Regions from separate parts of the Homo sapiens genome. Here region 1 is linked to region 2. A link is an interaction called in ENCODE POLR2A ChIA-PET data of the cell type or tissue named here. Cell type or tissue: B cell. All regions are shown on one strand. Each heading gives the region's core, and the rest is flanking DNA. Links, peaks and the distances in the headings are about the cores only. Region 1 holds the start of ALX3 (ALX homeobox 3). Region 2 overlaps AHCYL1 (adenosylhomocysteinase like 1).

Region 1 (9,438 bases), core at 2,297-4,796, 57 kb before region 2:
TTGACTAGAAATACCAGCCCCAGGTGCTCCCATCTCTCTGGCCAGTCTGCATTCCGTGATTAGGGGCCCTAATGGCCATAATGCCTCCAAGGTGGTGTTGAAACCAATAAGTCTTCAGAGAAGTTATGGTATGTTTAATAACGGCTTAATGACTCCTTGTGAGATGCAAGGCTTCTGGTTCCTGTTTGGTCTTGATTTACAGCCCAACTCTGGCTGAGGAGCCAAGAAACCCCTTCTAAGCCCCCAGCGGAAGAGGGAGGTGTTCACACCAGGCCTCTTGGATTCCTTTAAAAATTGAGAATTCAAATGAAATACAAATGATGTTTGACTCCCCACCTCTCTTGCTAGTCTCCGGGGGCATTGATAATAAAAACAGTTTAACGCAGCCCCACGGGCTCCTCAATCCATGGGAAGTGAGCAGGGTCCTCGGGTCCTTGGGTATTTCTCCCCAGATCTTAGGTAGGGTGGTGGTTATTTCTCTTTTCTGAAATTCTAAGCTACTGCTCTAATCCTGTCTCCTTTTGGTTGGGGAGACTCAGCTCTTAGAAGATGCAGTTCTACCCTCATCCCTTCTGAATCGTCAGGCCTGGGGGAGCACAGCCCTGAGGTCCGAGCTGCAGACAGTCTCTCCAGTGGGTCCCCAGACACTTGGGTCATCTGCCCACTGAAACGCATTCACTCCAAGCTGCTGCCAGAGGAAACACCAGCCCTTCTGCTCATCCTCCACCTGTTCCAAAGGCTGCCCCTGCAGGACACTGTTCAGTCCTGAGCTGCCCATGGGAGTCTCCCTGTCTGCTCTGGCCCTGTCTCTACTTCTGAAACACACCTCAAATACATAGAAAGACCCAGGGTTGGCTTGGCCCGACCTCCACAGTCAGATGAGGACACTAATGATTGGCGCAAGGAACCATAGCTAATTAATGATAGTGTCCAGGTCCAAGCTCCCCAGCACCCCATTCCCAGCTTAGATCTGCTTCCACACAACACTCCCAATAGCTCCTTTCACTGTGAGAAACAAGAGATCTCTAAGGGAGGTGTTTTTTGCTGAGGCAACATTTTGTCCAGCTCCTAGCGGAGACCTAAGTAAAACTGCAGCCTAAGGCCTGCCTGTCTGCCCGCCCAGGCCCTCATCCCAGGCTGATGTCCAGAGTCCAGGCCCAAAAGTGTTTGGGGGGGATGCCCACACGGCCTCACCCCTCTAGGGGCAAGTGCCTCTAGGCTGGATATCAGGACCACGGGTGCTGCTCTGAGCAAGAGACTCACCTGGATGGGTAGACAAAGGGATCCTGCCCTAGAGAGGAAGCTGCTTCATCCTCTCCTGAGCTGCCTGGGACTGGGCTCTGGGTGAATGGGGGGAGGGGGTTCCCGGGCTCCGAGGGGTTAACCCGCACGGGGCCACACGTGACGTGGATGGTTCCAGCATTAAGTCAGAGGCGCGGCCCCCTCCCCTGCCCCCCGCCCCCCGCCCCCCGCGGCGCGCGCCGCTCCCGGGGGCTCCGCGCCCCCGCGCCCAGGTCCCTCCCCCTTGGCGGGCGCTCACAGGCGGCGCGGGCAGCGCGAGCCCCGGAGCCCCGGAGGCCTGTGCGCCCTGAGCCGGCATGGACCCCGAGCACTGCGCGCCTTTCCGCGTGGGGCCTGCACCCGGCCCCTATGTGGCCTCGGGGGACGAGCCTCCGGGCCCGCAGGGAACCCCCGCCGCTGCGCCTCACCTGCACCCCGCGCCGCCCCGCGGCCCGCGGCTGACCCGCTTTCCGGCCTGCGGGCCCCTGGAGCCCTACCTCCCAGAGCCGGCCAAGCCGCCCGCCAAGTACCTGCAGGACCTCGGGCCCGGCCCGGCCCTCAACGGCGGCCACTTCTACGAGGGCCCCGCGGAAGGTAACGCGCGGCGCGGGGCGTAGCGCGCAGCCCGACCCTCTCTTCTTCTTCCTTACCCGGGCCCACCCGGGCCTTCCTGCTTATCTCTCCCGCTCGCCTATTTCTCAACTTTTTGCCCCTCTCGCCTTTCGCCACGGCTTCCACGGAAGCCGGGTTGGCGCTGGCCCGGGCCAGGCAAAGGCCAGTGTGGGGCGGGAGGGTGAACCACCGTTCCTCGGCGGCGGGAATGGAAGGCGGGAGGTCGAGGGAAGGTGCAGTGGCGACGGCCCGGAGTCCAGTCGGGGCCCGAAAGCAGTTGGACCTGGGAAGGAGAGAGCATGCTCTGCCGAAGTTGGACTGGAACTGCCACCTACCCTGAAGCCCAGACCCGGCCGAGGGCTGTGGAGCCACACTGAGACCTGACGAAGAAGCGCGGCTTTTGTGTCTGGCGCCCTTTGAGGGCCCTGAGGCTGGGCCTCAACCTAGAGTGGTCAAATCGGGGTCGGCTGGGGACTGCGGCCTGGTCTTGGCCCGTCTCTCCTCCCCGGGCCTAGCCTTCACAGGAAGGGTGCTGCCTGTGCGGCAGACTGGCACAGTCTGGCCGCGACTGGTCGTGCAATGCCAGGGCTGTCCTCAAGACGGAATAACTGTATTCTTATTTCTCATACTAAGCTGGCCTCCCTGCCGTTATGCACTATGATAGCCGCCCTTCTGGCAGTCTTGGCTTCCCCGCGCTGGATCATCACCGCTGGGCAGTCAGGAGCAGCCCTGGGCAGCCTAACCCCCTGGCGCCGCGGGCTCACGGGCCGGTGCCCTGTGCTAAGGCCGGCTGGACCGCGCCGGCATCCGAGAATGCGCCTGAAGGCAGGGGCCTGGCAGGCTGATCGGCAGCTCTGCGGCCGTCCGCCGCACCCTATGACCTGTAAGGCGTCTCGGCTTCCGCACTGCACCCACCTTATCTGCGCTGCCATATCCCGCAGCCTAGGCCCAGAACTGGATCCTCCAAGATCCGCCTCAACCCCCTGCCGCCGCCCGGCTGGCGCCTCGCGGGCCTCCACGGAGTGGCCGGGCATCTCCGGCTTTCGCCCAGCCGGGGCGGTGGGAATGTGTAGGGGAGGGCGGGGAGGTGTGTGTGGGTCAACGGAGGAAATGAACGAGTCCGCGGAGCTTCGTGTCTGTGCCCTTTGAAAGAGGCTTTCCTGATAAAAACCACAGTTGGGACTTAATGAGAAGCAGTTGGCCTGGCTCCTCTGATCCCAGCCAGACGGCAGAGGCCGCGCAGTGCGGTGAGCACCGCCAGAGACAGGTACCCGGCCTGGCTCAGCGCTCCGCGTCGGGCAGGAGCCACCCCCCCAGGCCCGCGTCCCTGCTAGGCGCGCCGCATCCGGCACCGACAGCTCGGGCCCCCGGACCACACCGGTGCCGCGCGAACTGCAGAGAGCGCTGGTGCGGAACGAGCGGCCGGGAGAAACCCAGCACCCCGGGATCCGACGGCAAGGGTGGCCTTGACAACGAAATACCGAGAAAGAAAACCAAAGAAAGCGAGCGACAACCAAGAAAAGGGGAAGGGAAATTGAACAAAACAACGGAGAGCGCGGCGAGAACGAGAGGGTAAATGGCAGTCGGCGAGCTGGGATGAACTAAAATGAATAAATGAGGAACGAACGAATAAAAAAAGCAGGAGCAAGATCGAACGAAACGGATAACTAGAGAAGGGGGAAAGGACAAAGAGGGAGGGAGCAGACTAAACAAAAGAAAACGGAGCATGTTTAAAGCGTAGAATATATCAAAATGAGAACAAGGGGGTAAGAAAATTAACGATTTCAGTTGAACGGAGGACAGGCCAAACGAAAGGGAGGCAGGCGGGTGCGAGCAGAGCCTGGTAGAGATCCTGGCGGCCGCTAGCCTCTGGCGCTCTTGCCGGTGTTCAACGGGCTGCCAGCGTCCCTGCGGCAGAGCGGACCTCGGCGCAGCGCGGCGCGCGGTGGAGCCTGGCTGCTTGAGGACAGTCAGCCCCCAGGGCCGCACAGCCTACTTGGTGGGAAGTGGCGGGCGAAGAGGGAACCCGCCTTATTTCCCGGTTTTTAAAATAACCGGCTCGGAGCGTTTCCAGTCCACACGAGTGAGCGCGCAGCTGCGCCCCATCTGCGGCGCGATCTTTCACGAGGCTGGGCAGTTGCGCGCCCCAGAGCCTGGCGCACCTCGCTCTTCTCCCGCCTGCAGTCCGCCGCCCGCGCAGCCCCAGGCCGCCCTTTGCTGAGAGCGCCCAGCCTTGCTCTGAACCCAGGCTGCGTGCTGGCGCTGCCAGCCACTCTCGCGCCGTCCGCGCTTGGCTAGTCTGTCCCGAGTTTGGCTCTGACGTCGAAACACGCCCTCGGCAAGAGACTCCTACTAGAGTTTTGCCCGCTGCCGCTGAGGCCCTGAGCCGGATGACCCGGCCGATCGCCAAAGTCGAGGAGAGTCCCAAGTTCTTAGACCCGGGCTGAGGCTTCTGGGCCAACGCTGAGAACCCCCAAGAAGGGCACCGAGGCCTCACCGGGGTCCTGCCCACGGCGTTTATGTCCACTCTGGCTTTGAGTCTTCGGCGGGAGCTGCAGGAGCCTGGGCCTCAGCGAGTTCTGCAGGTCGCTTAGTGACCCCACAGTGGCCGGAGGAAACAGTGCGGCGCGGGACAAGGCTGCAGCGAAATGTGAAAGCCAAGGCTGGTCCCGCGGTCTCAATGGATGCCTTCTGTGGGGACAGTGGAGCACTCGGGCCTGCTGCGGCGCTGCTTCCTGGCTGCACAGTGGCTTAGAAGCAGCCGCTGGTAGGGGCTCTGGCACTCCTCCGGGTGAGGGGTGCTCAGGGTACGGCAGGCCTGAGAGCTGGGTCAGGGACAGAGAGCTCCTTTACTACGTTAAAAGGCTCCTGGCTTTCACGCCCAACAGCTGCTGCTGTGGCCCTGCGGTTATGCAGGCAGAAGACACCCCAGCGTTGTCTCAGGCTGTCTCCAACATGAGTACCCCGCCTTAACCACCTAGTGTCCGGATCAGGTGCAGTGACTCCTCTGCACAATCCATACACACCTCAGATGTGCCCCGTGCTCAGCAGAGCAGCCCTCACTCCTTTACAAGCTTAGGTTCAAGCTGCTGGCTGCTATTCCTGGCCTGTCTTTCCTGGCTTCTGCCTTCCATTTGTCCCAGTTCTATCCCTTTCCTCTTCTGGGCCTTGCTCCTCAGGAGGCTGCTCTGTGTTCTCTGAGGAGTGCCCCTCTCCCAAAGTGGAGGGATGCCACCCTCCCTCTGGTGTTCTCCAGGTAGATCAAGGAGGTTTCAGGGCAATGACAATGAGGAGAGCAGTTCCGTGGTCCCTTGAGAGGGCTGTAGACTGGGCAGGCATGGGAGTTGGGCATAGGTCAGCAGGCTTAGCCTCTTCTTTGGGGAAGCTGCTCTGAGAAGTCCTACTGCACTTTCATCCCTTGTCCCTGGCAGCTTGGTGGCTCAAGGTCGGGAACGCAAGTCTCAGGGCCCCAGATCTGGTCCCTTCTTCTGGGCAGGTCCTATTGAGACCCAAGAGGCAGATGAGCAAGCCCCAGGGCTTTGGAGGGCCTCTGCCAGGATGTCAGTACTCTTGAACCCCAGCCCTGACCCTCAGCCCTGAGCTACCCTCACCCCTTTTCTGCCTGGAGTCCAGCACAGCCTCCCTACAAACACAAGACACCAAGACTCTTTCTTCTCAGGCTGAACATTTCCATGGCCTGCTGTGTGTATGCATGTGGTGGGGGTGGCGGGGGCGGGGGGGGGGGATGTCCCATTCCAGTGTCCCTAGTCTTCCTATCATTTTCAATTATTTGGTTCAACTTCTGTGAGTCTTCCTTCCTAAGCTTCTATCAAATGGAACTGCCTCTAAACCTGAAATGTGCTGGCCCAAGAATGGAAGTCAGAGACTGGAACACTTTCTCCCCTGTGCTCCACCTGAGTTGTGAAGGAGCCCTGGTCCCTGGGCTGTAGCTGTGGGCTACCTGTGTACAGGCCTGTGTACAGGCTGGGCATGGTCCAAGGCTAGGTAGCCCTGCTCGACTCTCCCAGTCCTCCAGGACACACACCAGGAGCTTATCTCATGGCCTGGGTAGTCCTGGAAAGTAACTGACCACCTTCCAGCTGAGGAGGACCCTGCCCCATTTGTCCTTCACAGTGCAGACAGGGACTCACCAGACCCAGATCCTGAGAGGCCCATTTGTCCAGTCCCATCCTCCCCCAACCACAGCTGTGATCCTGACACCAAGTCCTGGGAAGACACTGCCTCTTGTGCCAGCTAGCTGGGCCTCCTCAGGGCCAGGCCTCCACTGGAGATGGGCCCAGAGCCAGGCAAGAGGCTGTGTGAGTCAGTGGGGCGTCTTTGTGGCGTCTCAGCTGCCATCCCAGTGGACTGTTGAGGAGGGATTTCATGGGGACACCGCTGGGGGTCCTTGCCAGAGGGAGAGGGTGTGGGCAATCAGAGTGACCTATTTTTCACCATGCTCTGTCGGTCGATCCACCATGGTGAGGCTCCGCCAAGCTTCTGGAGTAGGGGTTAGCATGTCAGAGTGGGGCTGCTGGAAACTGTTCCAGTCTGTAATCAAGTCCTTCCCTGCCTGTTAAACACAGGCAATGGGGGAGCAGTTAGAAACTCCTGAGGAAGGAGGGGGTGGTCAATGATGGGAATGATGGGGACAGGGGCTGTGCCCTGTTGTGACACTGGTCCCCAACTCTCCTTCTTTGAGCACAGCCTATCTCAGCTCTGCTTCTCTATTGCTGGAGCTTAAGTCCTTGCCCAGATACCACAATTTTAGGAGGAATGGAGAGAAGCAATCCCTCTGGAAGCTTCTTTGTCCCATCTTGCCCTTCTTACACCAGAGCTGGGGAATTTGATATTGACCTGAGACCTGGGGTTCAGAGAATAAAGCTCAGCCAGACCAGCCAAAGGTGGTCTGAGCACCCACGTCCACAGCCTGCCTGGCCCTGGGAACAGAGGCGTGGGCATAAGGGCCTGGGAACCAAGGCCTGCAGAGTTAGGAACAAGGAAGCACTTTCTGGCAGGAGCAGGAGATGTCAACCACCCCATCCTCACCCCGCCCTCTGCCCCCATTCTTGGCCTTGCCAGGGTGGTGGTCCTGCTGTGGCGCCAGTCCTCTCACGTCCCTGTGGAACGCACCACCACAGAGCACTTCCCCGAAATGAACCCCACTCTGGCCCCAGCAGATCCGCCCAGACCACAGAGCACATAGTTCCCCAGGGCCCCCTCCCCAGCTGGAGGCTCAGCAGGCAGGCCTCTAAATGCCAGGCTCCCATGGAGGGTGGCTGCCAGGAGGAAGGGAAGGGAAAGGAAGGGGGAGGCGGAGACTGAGGCGTCAATGTTCTTCCCCCTCCCTCCATTCCAACCCACAAAAGCCCCTGGTTCAGTTGCCATCCTCCCTTTTGTGTTCTCCATTGCAGCTGAGGAGAAGACCTCCAAAGCTGCCAGCTTCCCCCAGCTGCCCTTGGACTGCCGAGGGGGCCCCAGAGACGGGCCCTCTAACTTGCAAGGCTCCCCAGGCCCCTGCCTGGCCAGCCTGCATCTTCCTCTTTCCCCGGGACTCCCTGACTCCATGGAGTTGGCCAAGAACAAGAGCAAGAAGCGTCGTAACCGCACGACCTTCAGCACATTCCAGCTGGAGGAGCTGGAGAAGGTCTTCCAGAAAACCCACTATCCTGATGTGTATGCCCGGGAGCAGCTGGCCCTGCGCACAGACCTGACTGAGGCCCGGGTACAGGTGAGGGCACTGCAAGGATGGGGCTCTCTGGCTGCCCCTATCACACAGTGACCAGAAAGTGATCTGGAAGGGCTGGGAGAGGTGGGCACTGGTGCCTCCCAGAGCTACCTTTCCCAGGGGCCTGCACCAGCCTTCCCCTCCTGGGCTCACCCTCATGCCCAGCTCTGCTGCAGCCACAGGCTCTTCTGGTCCAAATTGAAGCTTATGCCTGGGTATAAGGGCGATGGCCTCTGGAAGCCATCACCTGTGTGGGAGTCCTAAAGTCTACCACTTACTGGAGGTGATTTGGGGTATGTTAATAGATCTCTCAGTCTCAGTTTCCCAGTTCAGGAAAAGGGAATGATGGGACTGGCTGCGTAGGGACTATCCTGAGGATCACAGGGATGGCCGCATTTTGGAAGCGGTGAAGTGCTGAACACACATCAGGGCTGCTCCTGAGGTGGCTGCCTAGAATGGGAGGGTCCCTGTCAGGAGGTCTCAGGGTTAGTGATTCTCAAAGTCATCAGGAGCCACCGACCTTGGGTCCCTGCCAGCGCTCAGACCCTGGCTGGGAAAGGCTGGCTGGGAAAGGCTGGCTGGGAGCCCTTCCCCATCCTAACAAAATCCCCCATGGAGATCAGGTGCCAGGGCTTCCCAGAGGGGCCGTGGCCAGTTTTACATGGGGGGAGCCCAGCCTGTGGGTAGGTAAATGCTGAGAAGGGAGGAAGGCAAGGGAAGCCCACGTCCAAGCATGCTGGAAGTGTCAAGCACATGAAGGTGGCAAGCAGGCTGGGGATGGGGAAGGAGTTTCAGTAAGAGTCTGGCCCAAGAGGAAGATGGCCATTCACTGGCTTGCACTGAACCGGCTCGATCAAAGCAGGCTTCCCGATACCAAGCAGGAGACACTGGGAGGGGTGGGTTGGAGTTCTGGGGAAAGGTGAGGAGGTGACCTCTTAGGCAGAGGAGTCTCTCTCCCACCATGGAGGAGACTTAGCAGGAACAAAGCTCATGCTATCCCACCCTGCATGGGGCCCTTCCAGAGACCCTTTGTGAAGGCACTAGGGCAGGAGATAGTCCTGGCAGGATATGGGGACTGACAGGCCAGTCTATAAAGAGGCCAGCTGTCATCTAACAGAGAAGGCCCTACGGCTGCATCCAACAGGATGAGAGAGGCTTGGGCTGTTTCCCCTTCTCTGCTGCGTTCTCCTGCCTCCCTGCTCCTCCGAGGAGCCAAAACAGACTTCCAAGACTGTCCCCCAAGGCCTCCAGGGGCTGAGGTCATCAGGGCAAGAGGCCCGGCATTCAAGGCAACCCCAGATGATATAAGCCATGGGAATCAGGACCATGGAGTCACCTCAGCAGGCCTCCGGGGTGTGGTCTAACCAGCTCTTCCCAAAGCAAGTGTTTGTGGGAGGTGGAGAGCACTTCCTCTGCTCCTCTCCTAGGCCTTTTCAACCTGAGAGGGTGCAGGAGTAGCCATGAGGCCCTCACCCCTAGTCTAGAAGCTTCCTGAAGGATGGAGACCCTGGAGTAGGAATGTTTTCTCTGGCAGGGGTGTGAAACCCACCCATACACCCTGCCCTATGGAGAGGAAGAATGAGACTACACACCAGATAATGCAGAGGGCAGGTCCAGAGCCCAGGGGAGGCCTACAGCGGGATCCCCAAGGGAGAATGGGTGGTGACAGAAAAGTGAGTTCCAATAGCCAGATTCACTGGCTGTAAGCTCCCTCATCCTCTGTCAGGGGAGGGAGAGCAGAGAAAGGAAATCCAGGCAGCTGGGCAGGTGGGGGTGGCCTTTTGCTGACCTTGCTGCAGGCCTGCTTTCTTATCTTG
Region 2 (8,155 bases), core at 5,656-8,155:
GTCAGCTCCGGAGTGCGGAGGCTGGTCTGAAAGGAAGAAAGCACAGTTGACTATGGTTATTAATGAAAGGTAGTAGAGAAATGCCTAGCAACAAATGAGAGAAGCCTTACCACATCGATTTCTGTGTTGGAGTGGCCCATATTGCATACGATACAACTGTTTTTCATGCGATCCAAGTGCTCCCGTGTCACTACATTCTTATTTCCTAAAAGAAAAGATGGGTGGTTAAGGAAAGAGATGCCGGGCAACAAAGGTACTGGCTGGCTTTCAGGTAGAACATAGGAGACCAGAGGCTTGCTGGCATTAAAGAACATGTAGACATTCTGAGAGAAGACATGCATAACCGCTCCTTAGGCTATCTGGTCTTCAGATCAAGCAGTATAAAAAGTCACCAGGGAAAAAAGTTTTTTACTCTGGAAAACATGTTAAGGTTCTGATAGCTTATTCTAGTTCTGAGACCTTTATACTGAACAGAGGTCTCACCTCCTTTGTATGAAAGTCACTCAGACTACTTTCAAGATTTAGCCTCTGAATAAACACTTCTCTATGCAAGTTATTTACCTGTGCAAGTTATTACGACATCGACTTGCCGGATGACTTCATTTAGCTTTACCACCCTGAACCCATCCATGCTGGAAGAAAAGAAAGGAACACTATGAGTAAAGCAAGAAGGCAGTGGGAGGGAAGATGGTCATGAAATGAGACAAGATCCCCTTCTAGTTGGATCCAGTGCCACCTCACAGGAATGGTGAGTGATAAGCTCTGCTAAACTATATACACTGGCCTCTTCAGAGTCCCCAAGACTCCCTCTAGGAAGGAAAAATGCCAAGAGGCTCTCAGAGAGCCCTAGGGTTAGAGTGAGAAGAACAGAGCAGTCCTAGCCTTCTCTTCCCCTAGGTGATTTCTGCAAAAATGATTAATATACTCAATTATGAACTCTCAATAACATAAAGCACCTAGAGTGAATCTAATAGTATTATCACTCTGTTCTTACCAGGCCTGCAGAGCACAGATGGGGTCGATTTCGGTAATGTAGACAATTGCTCCAAGAGCTTTGAGAGCAGCACAGCAGCCCTTGCCTACCTGCAGAACAAAAGAAAGGTCAAGTCGTTAGGTTCATTAAGTCATGGATATTTAGGGTAGGTAGGTTATTTGTGAGACAGGAATTAACCTTCATGAAATAGCCTGTCATCTGGTGAGCAGCTGCACAGACGCTCCAATCCCAAGCAGAACAGAAACAGACCCAGATTACGTTGTGAACCTCAGTTAGAGAGGTAATTTAGCAGACATGTCATAGGAAGGACTGGGGCTTTGCATAGCAGTTTTCATCAGGGAAACAAGACTAAGCAAAAGCAACTTACTCTAAGCAACCTCTAATTTCCTATTCTCTTACTTGAGAAGAATCTACTCAAGGATACCCTCGTAGCTCAGGAACTTCTTTGGGTCATTGCTGAAGACAACAAAATATGTGACCTATTCCAGTTTGGAGATATTCAACTATATGCCATTTCAGATTCCACCCTTAATTCTACTGCAAGTCACTTGTGGGGCTAAAATGCTATATATTCACTTGAATTAAGTCTCATTAAAGGTTATTGTTATAATTGGGGAAGATGATACTAGTATCTATTCCACAAGGCAAAATGGTAAAATCTGAAAACTCAATTCATTTTGTATGTTTCTATTCATAAATCTGAATAAAAGGCTTTTGCTATTGTTTGAGATACATTATCTAAAAAAATTTAAACCTTGTATCAGTGACTCTAGATTGACAGCACAAGCCTCCTTTACCCAATATTTCTAATAAGTACACAAAAAGAAAGAGACACTGAGACCCAGCTATTTACCTCACCATAGCCACACACCACCACTTGTTTCCCACCAAACATCACATCTGTGGTCCTCTTCAGGCTGTGGAAACAGACAAGGGCTCAACTCAAACGTTAATAGCTCAAACTCAGTCCCTCTTCACAAAGTTAAAAGTGTGGGCCAATGCCCATGAGAATATCAATTGGAAGCTGGTTGAGCTCAGTATGAAATGGTCCCTCTAATAAACTTTTAAAGCCAAAGGAAGACCAGAGCCCCTAGAAGTTTGAATATATATACATTCAACCTACCCATCCAAAATGGATTCTCGGCAGCAGTACAAGTTATCAAACTTCTGTTTGGTAACAGAATCATTGACGTTCATGGCCGGAACACAGAGCTTCCCAGCTTTGGAGAGCTGATACAGCCTAAAGAGAGAAGAGGTCACAAAAACAAACAAAAACCAAGTTAGCTGGCACAACATAATTTGTGGCAAAATCTGCCTAATTCTCTTCAAGTTCCATGCTGCCCTTCCCAGTCTCATTTATTGCCCAAGGATATTAGAAAACATGATTATTTCCTTGTCATCCCTCCACACTTCTTTTCATTTTCTTCTCCCTTTACCCCTTTTTTGGAAGAAAAAAAAAAGCCTTTCAATTGAAGAAATGTACTTCTCTTCCCTTTATAGGGAGTGTTATTTCCTTTGATCAGCATTTTTCAATAGAAACCCATGCCTACTTCTGATAAACAAAGACTATCAATGATTCTGATATGGTTCCGTGTGTGTGTGAGTAAGCATGCGCAATGTGCCCCCAAGAAACACTCTTTCAGATATCTTTTCAGTATTCCAACAAGCCAAGAATATTTTGCCCAGTTTTACTTTTTGTAGTGTGTATAACATGTAGTTTTACAATAGGATTGTTTTTCATATTTCAAATATAAAATGATAATACAATATTGAATACAGTTTTTCAAGATACATTTATTCCCTACCCGCCCCTCAACACTAGTTGAGAATCACTCAATGGAGTAAATGGGAGAGAAAAATGTATGAACTAGAACCTGAAATAACTTCCTTCTAGGATCAACTTGATTTTTCAAAAGTAAAAACTCAAAATTTTATCTAATGAAGATATTCCCATTTAGTTATAAGTCTGAAACACAGTCCTAAAGCCTAACAGAGACCAGGAGAGTTTGCTGAGGCAAGGACACAAGGGGCAGCTACTCCAGAATCTGTTACCTGTGAACACCAGTCACGCTCTCTTCCACAATGCCTCGGATCTTCTTAAACACGTTTGGATACTTCTTATAAACCCAGTGGGTTAAGTCTCCCCCATCATCCAGGATCTATAGAACAGCCAGAAGACTTCTATGGGCATTCAGGCTGCTAGGGCTGGGGGGAACTTTGAACCCACTTTCTGTACTAGTAAGAGAGCCCTGTATGTTTTGGAAGAGTACTCCTCAGAGCTCCCTAGAGCAGGCTTAGAGAGTGGAAATACAGTCAAATTTGTTGGTGTAAAATGGTTAAAAGGATTCCTAGGTTTGCTTTAGGCTACAGTGATGAGTATTAAGCTAATCACAGACTCATTTTTAGTCTAGAGTCTTGAAATATATAGCCCCTTTGAATGCAAAAGGAGAACTGGGGCAGGAAGGAAAGAAAGCAGAATCCTACTCCAAAGAAGCACCACTATTTTGTTCTGGTGTGTTTGAGCCATGTGTTCAGCTAGTCTTACCCTTCCCCCACCTTTCCATTCAGTACTCAGACCCATTCTGAATAGGTATCAAGCTAAACACTTTAGCAACAAAGTCAGTGCATAAGACCAAACATCCAAAACATATTTAGGGAACCATGCTTTGAGGGAAAAAAAGGAAATAAATCTATTGTCAAAGTGTAGGATGTATATGCATTATTACCATGTTGGCCTGCCACCCATCCATGTTCACACAGCGGTCAATACACCACCAGAAGTCATCTTCTGACTCGCCCTTCCAAGCGAACACTGCAACTCCTGTAGAGACAGAAATGAATCAGCTGATTCCTCCTTTGAGGAGTGTCCTGTACCAAATCACTTTCTGAGATCCATGTGAAGAGAAAAAGGCAAAAGAAACAATTTCAGAAGGGAAAAAATTCAGAGCCAAAAGTCAAAGAATCACTTTTGGTTCAGAAATTAATTAGGTTAAGAAATTAAGGAATTTTTGCTTTAAAAGTAGTTTGGAACCTTAAAGTGTTCCTTTCTCTGGACTAATTTTATACTTAGAAGGAGATAAAATGAAGTGGGAATTAATAAAAGTTGTTAACTGGAGCATTATTGATATTAGTAAACATCTTGAAACAACCTAAATGTTCTCCATTAGGAAAATAGTGAGGTGAAATCACATAGCCATATGAATGACTATTACAAATGATGCTGTCAAAGTTTTCAGTGACATGGAAAACTACGTCTGAAAATATTGTATTTAGGTTATAAAACTGTATACATATTAGAATTTATGTAAAGTAGAAGAAAGGAAAAGGAAAAACATTAATCAAATACTCTATGTAGTGGGATTGTAGGGTTTTGGGGAACTTCCTAAATTTTTTGCAGTGAACACTTATCAGAAAAGAATAAACAAAAAAACCCAAAAGTATTATAAAGTTGCTTTCTGAGGATCTTAAAAAGATGAGAGGTCCGGCTGGGTGTGGTGTCTCACGCCTGTAATCCCAGCACTTTGGGAGGCCAAGGCAGGCAGATCACTTGAGGTCAGGAGTTCGAGACCAGCCTGGCCAACATGGTGAAACCCCATCTCTACTAAAAATACAAAAATTAGCTGGGTGTGGTGGCATGCCACTGCAATCCCAGCTACTCAGGAGGCTGAGGCATGAGAATCACTTGAACCCAGGAGGCAGGGGTTGCAGTGAGCCGAGACTGCGCCATTGCACTCCAGCCTGGGCAACAGAGTAAGACTCCATCTTAAGAAAAAAAAAAAAAGAAAGAAAGATGAGAGGTCCTCAAAGAAACTTCACGGTGATTTTCTTCTGAATATTTGAATAATAAAAATTATTATTATTGTTATTAATTTTTGAGATGGAGTTTCACTCTGTCGCCCAGGCTGCAGTGCAGTGGCATGATCTCGGCTCACTGCAGCCTCTGCCTCCCAGGTTCAAGTGGTTCTCCTACCTCAGCCTCCTGAGTAGCTGAGATTACAGGCGCACACCACCACTCCCGGCTAACTTTTGTATTTTTAGTAGAGGTGGGGTTTCACCATGTTGGCCAGACCGTTCTTGAACTCTTGGCCTCAAGTGATCTGCCCGCCTCGGCCTCCCAAAGTGCTGGGATTATAGGCGTGGGCCACCAGGCCTGGCCTGAATAATAAAAAATTATTTTACGTTTAATTAAACTCACAAATAGCTCATATATTTTCAATGCCATACTGAATACCAAATTATTTAATGCACTATCAATATGAAAGGTACTTCTTACTTGTGCTCTCTCACAAAATTGATGGCACTTATATAGTTTAACATTCTTCCTCGTTCAACTAACACTAGAACTGGGCATGACCCCATGCCATTAGATTATTTTCAAAGGCCATTTTTAATGACTACATAATATTCCACCATGGATATCCATCTTAATTTTATTATCCACTTTCTTCCTGTTGAGGTTTTTATCATGCACAATTTTATAGCCTCTAGACATATATGATATTGTAATGACAATTTTGATACAAAAAAGTTATATGTTTGGATAACTATTTTGGGGCAAAGTTGGTGGGAAAAAACCGAACTTACCAGCCTCAGCCAGTGCTGCAGCTACTTCATTCTGAGTTGAGTAGATGTTACAAGCAGACCAGCGGCACTGAGCCCCCAGGGCACAGAGTGTCTCAATCAACACCTGTGTAGAAGTGTAGGAAGACAGGGTGAGGAAGAGAAGGGCCACCCAGGAATGGAGAGCAAGCCTCATCAAGATAGCAATACCTATCAACTCTGCACCAACAGGTGCTACACTGGAAAGTTACAAAAGGGTGTACTCCAGCGAGGTGGTGCACTGGTATTTAACTTTGCATAAAACATAGGTTTCTAAAAGTCTTTATAACATTTTATAACAATCATATGTTTGCAAATCTAGACTTTCCTAGGTCAAGTTTGCTGAAAGTGGGTTTACATATTAAAAAAAAACCCAGAAAACCCCATTATTGTGTAACAGGGAGATCCTATTAATAGTTAGCATTTGGAGGTTGGCGAGTTAGGAAAGGAAAAGTGAAAAAAAAAAAATTGATTTCTTTCTTCCCCTTATCAGAAGTCCCTCTTTTCTTCCAACAAACTCACCGCTGTCTGGGCTGTGATGTGTGTACAGCCCACTATTTTAGCACCAGCCAAGGGCTTCTCCCCCTGAGCACGTTTCCTGAGTGAAATCAGAGCAGACATGTCTGTGAAAGAACAGAGGATTTGAGCTAGGTCTGCACTAGCAGTATCATCAGTTCCTGCCCCAGGGCTGGTCTGGATCTGTTGAGATATGGTGAGATGAGGCAGAAAAACTTTAAGCCTATTTCCATGACGACTGGCAGCTTCAACGGCACAGTAATAGTGGAGAGCAGTCATGCAACCACTTGGAGTTTCTCTCTTCCTCTACTGCTTCAGCTTTATACACAGAGGACTGAACAGAGAATGAAGTAAATCCTTAAAACTGATCAAAATGAAGGGTGAGTCTCATCATTCATTTGGGAAGAGAGGAAAATAGTTAAGGCATTGGCTAATAGATTCCTATATATAATCATCAGACCAGAAAGACTGTACCCTCAGCCGAAACCACTAACTTCTGTTTTTCTATGCTGTCTTACCATGTCCTGTCAGTCTGTTTGGTTTCTCTATTCTCTCTCAGTATAGAACATGCCTTCAATGTGTAAACAACACAAGAGTAAAGAGGACCTTACTGGGAGTGGCTGGGGTAGAGAAACCAAGATTTAACTGTCAGTCACTTTTACTCTGCTCCAGCAGAGGGTGCTCAGGACCAAACAAGACTCTAGGTCACCACATCCTTACCTTAAAACCCTTCCTCATCAGCTGCTTCTGGGCAATCTGGGTCTCTGCCATTGGCAGCTATAGTAAGATCCCATATAACCAACTACCACGTAGTGATCTAGGACTTGTCAATTCTGCCATGTAGATCTTTGAATACAGTGGTGGGGTGGGGCAAGGAGGAAAACAGAAACTACTCTGTGTGTAATCACCACATGCTGAGAACAGAAGGAAGAGAGAACAAAATCCCAAGACTTAAGTTCCATAGAGAGAGAAGTGTTTATCCGAAAGTCCATAATACTGTCTTTCTTCCCAGTACACTTTCAAGTCAGCTTTCAAGTCTTAAGTTGTTTGTGGATTCTGATGGCCAACAAGAGGGTTGTTTCTGGTCCCCTAACCCACTCCCTTTCTTTACCTTGCTCTGCAATCTCAATCTCCCGGCGTCCAAATTCTGCCTGCTTGATGTTCTTCACACAGAAATTGCTGCTGCCCTTGGAGTTGGTTTGCTGCTTCTCTCGGGGAGAAACCTCATCATCAGAGCTATCTGTGTAGGATGCAGCTAGAGCCAGGAAAGAAAAAAACAAGGATAGAAAAACCTCAGTGGTCCCCAACTCTACAGAGTGCAGTCCCCAAGGGACTTTCATTTAAGTTAAGGGAACACCCTTAATTGGAGCTACCTTTTACAACGCTCTCAGTTCTGCTCCTCTAGGTTCTAATAGGTGGTATGAATGAAACTGTTGTGGGTACTTCCATGTTGCAGCTCTTTCACCCACCCTAACAATACTGTGCTATTAGTGCCTATGACAAGGGACCACTGATTATAAACCTGCAGCTATAGTAATCCCAGATAATAGAGGTACTTGGTCCCATCTGGATTGGAACCAGACCTGGCAAAAACAGAAGAATAATTTAGGGCAGATAAGGAATGCTATTTCTATAGATCACTGGTTCTCAAATTCAAGCATCTATCAGGATCACATGGAAGGTTTGTTAAAACATATATTGCTAGACCCTGTGGCCAGTTTCCCATCTGGCAGGTATGGAGTGGCACCTAAGCATTAGTAGTTCCAACAAGTTACCAGGTGTTGCTGATGCTGCTAGTCAGAGGATCACACTTTGAGAACCATGGATATAGACAAAAGTGATAAGATAGTCTTACAAGGGATTTTACACTAAGTTGTGCTCAAGGAATAGAGAAAGAAAGAAATGGCACAAAAGGCAAACAGCTCTGGTTCTACTGATAGCCCTGGGAAAGTCTGTCAAAATGATCAACTTTAAAAAGTGGTTTCACATAAAAGCTAAAAATACCACTTATCTGACAGATATGCAAGAGGATATACAACAATCATT

Evidence for each region. ChIA-PET counts read pairs that join two places held together with the same protein. Peaks named below come from ENCODE experiments on the same cell type or tissue, not always from the same donor. Only the 100,000 strongest peaks of a DNase experiment are listed, where the experiment ranks them.
Region 1: POLR2A ChIA-PET joins it to region 2 with 8 read pairs; 4 of 35 experiments call an interaction of 5 or more read pairs at or near these places.

What each region holds. Positions count from the first base shown.
Region 1 is chr1:110,062,773-110,072,210 of GRCh38, reverse strand. It overlaps ALX3 (ALX homeobox 3), which reads left to right and starts at 1,539. Exons shown (of 4, transcript NM_006492.3): 1 at 1,539-1,875; 2 at 7,308-7,624. The coding sequence starts at 1,599. In B cell, for the core only: no CTCF peak of the experiment used is centred there; DNase peaks (open chromatin) are centred at 2,530, 3,270 and 4,100; H3K4me3 peaks cover 2,101 bases; H3K27me3 peaks cover 2,500 bases.
Region 2 is chr1:110,010,423-110,018,577 of GRCh38, reverse strand. It overlaps AHCYL1 (adenosylhomocysteinase like 1), which reads right to left. Exons shown (of 17, transcript NM_006621.7): 3 at 7,221-7,364; 4 at 6,116-6,216; 5 at 5,579-5,681; 6 at 3,721-3,815; 7 at 3,047-3,153; 8 at 2,118-2,234; 9 at 1,848-1,911; 10 at 995-1,083; 11 at 562-632; 12 at 111-205; 13 at 1-26. Among named protein-coding and RNA genes, the nearest start is that of STRIP1, 20 kb to the left of the region's middle. RefSeq lists enhancers at 1-560, 6,085-6,134. In B cell, for the core only: CTCF peaks have their summits at 6,606 and 6,805 (motif pointing right); a DNase peak (open chromatin) is centred at 6,707; H3K4me3 peaks cover 1,392 bases; H3K27ac peaks cover 2,500 bases.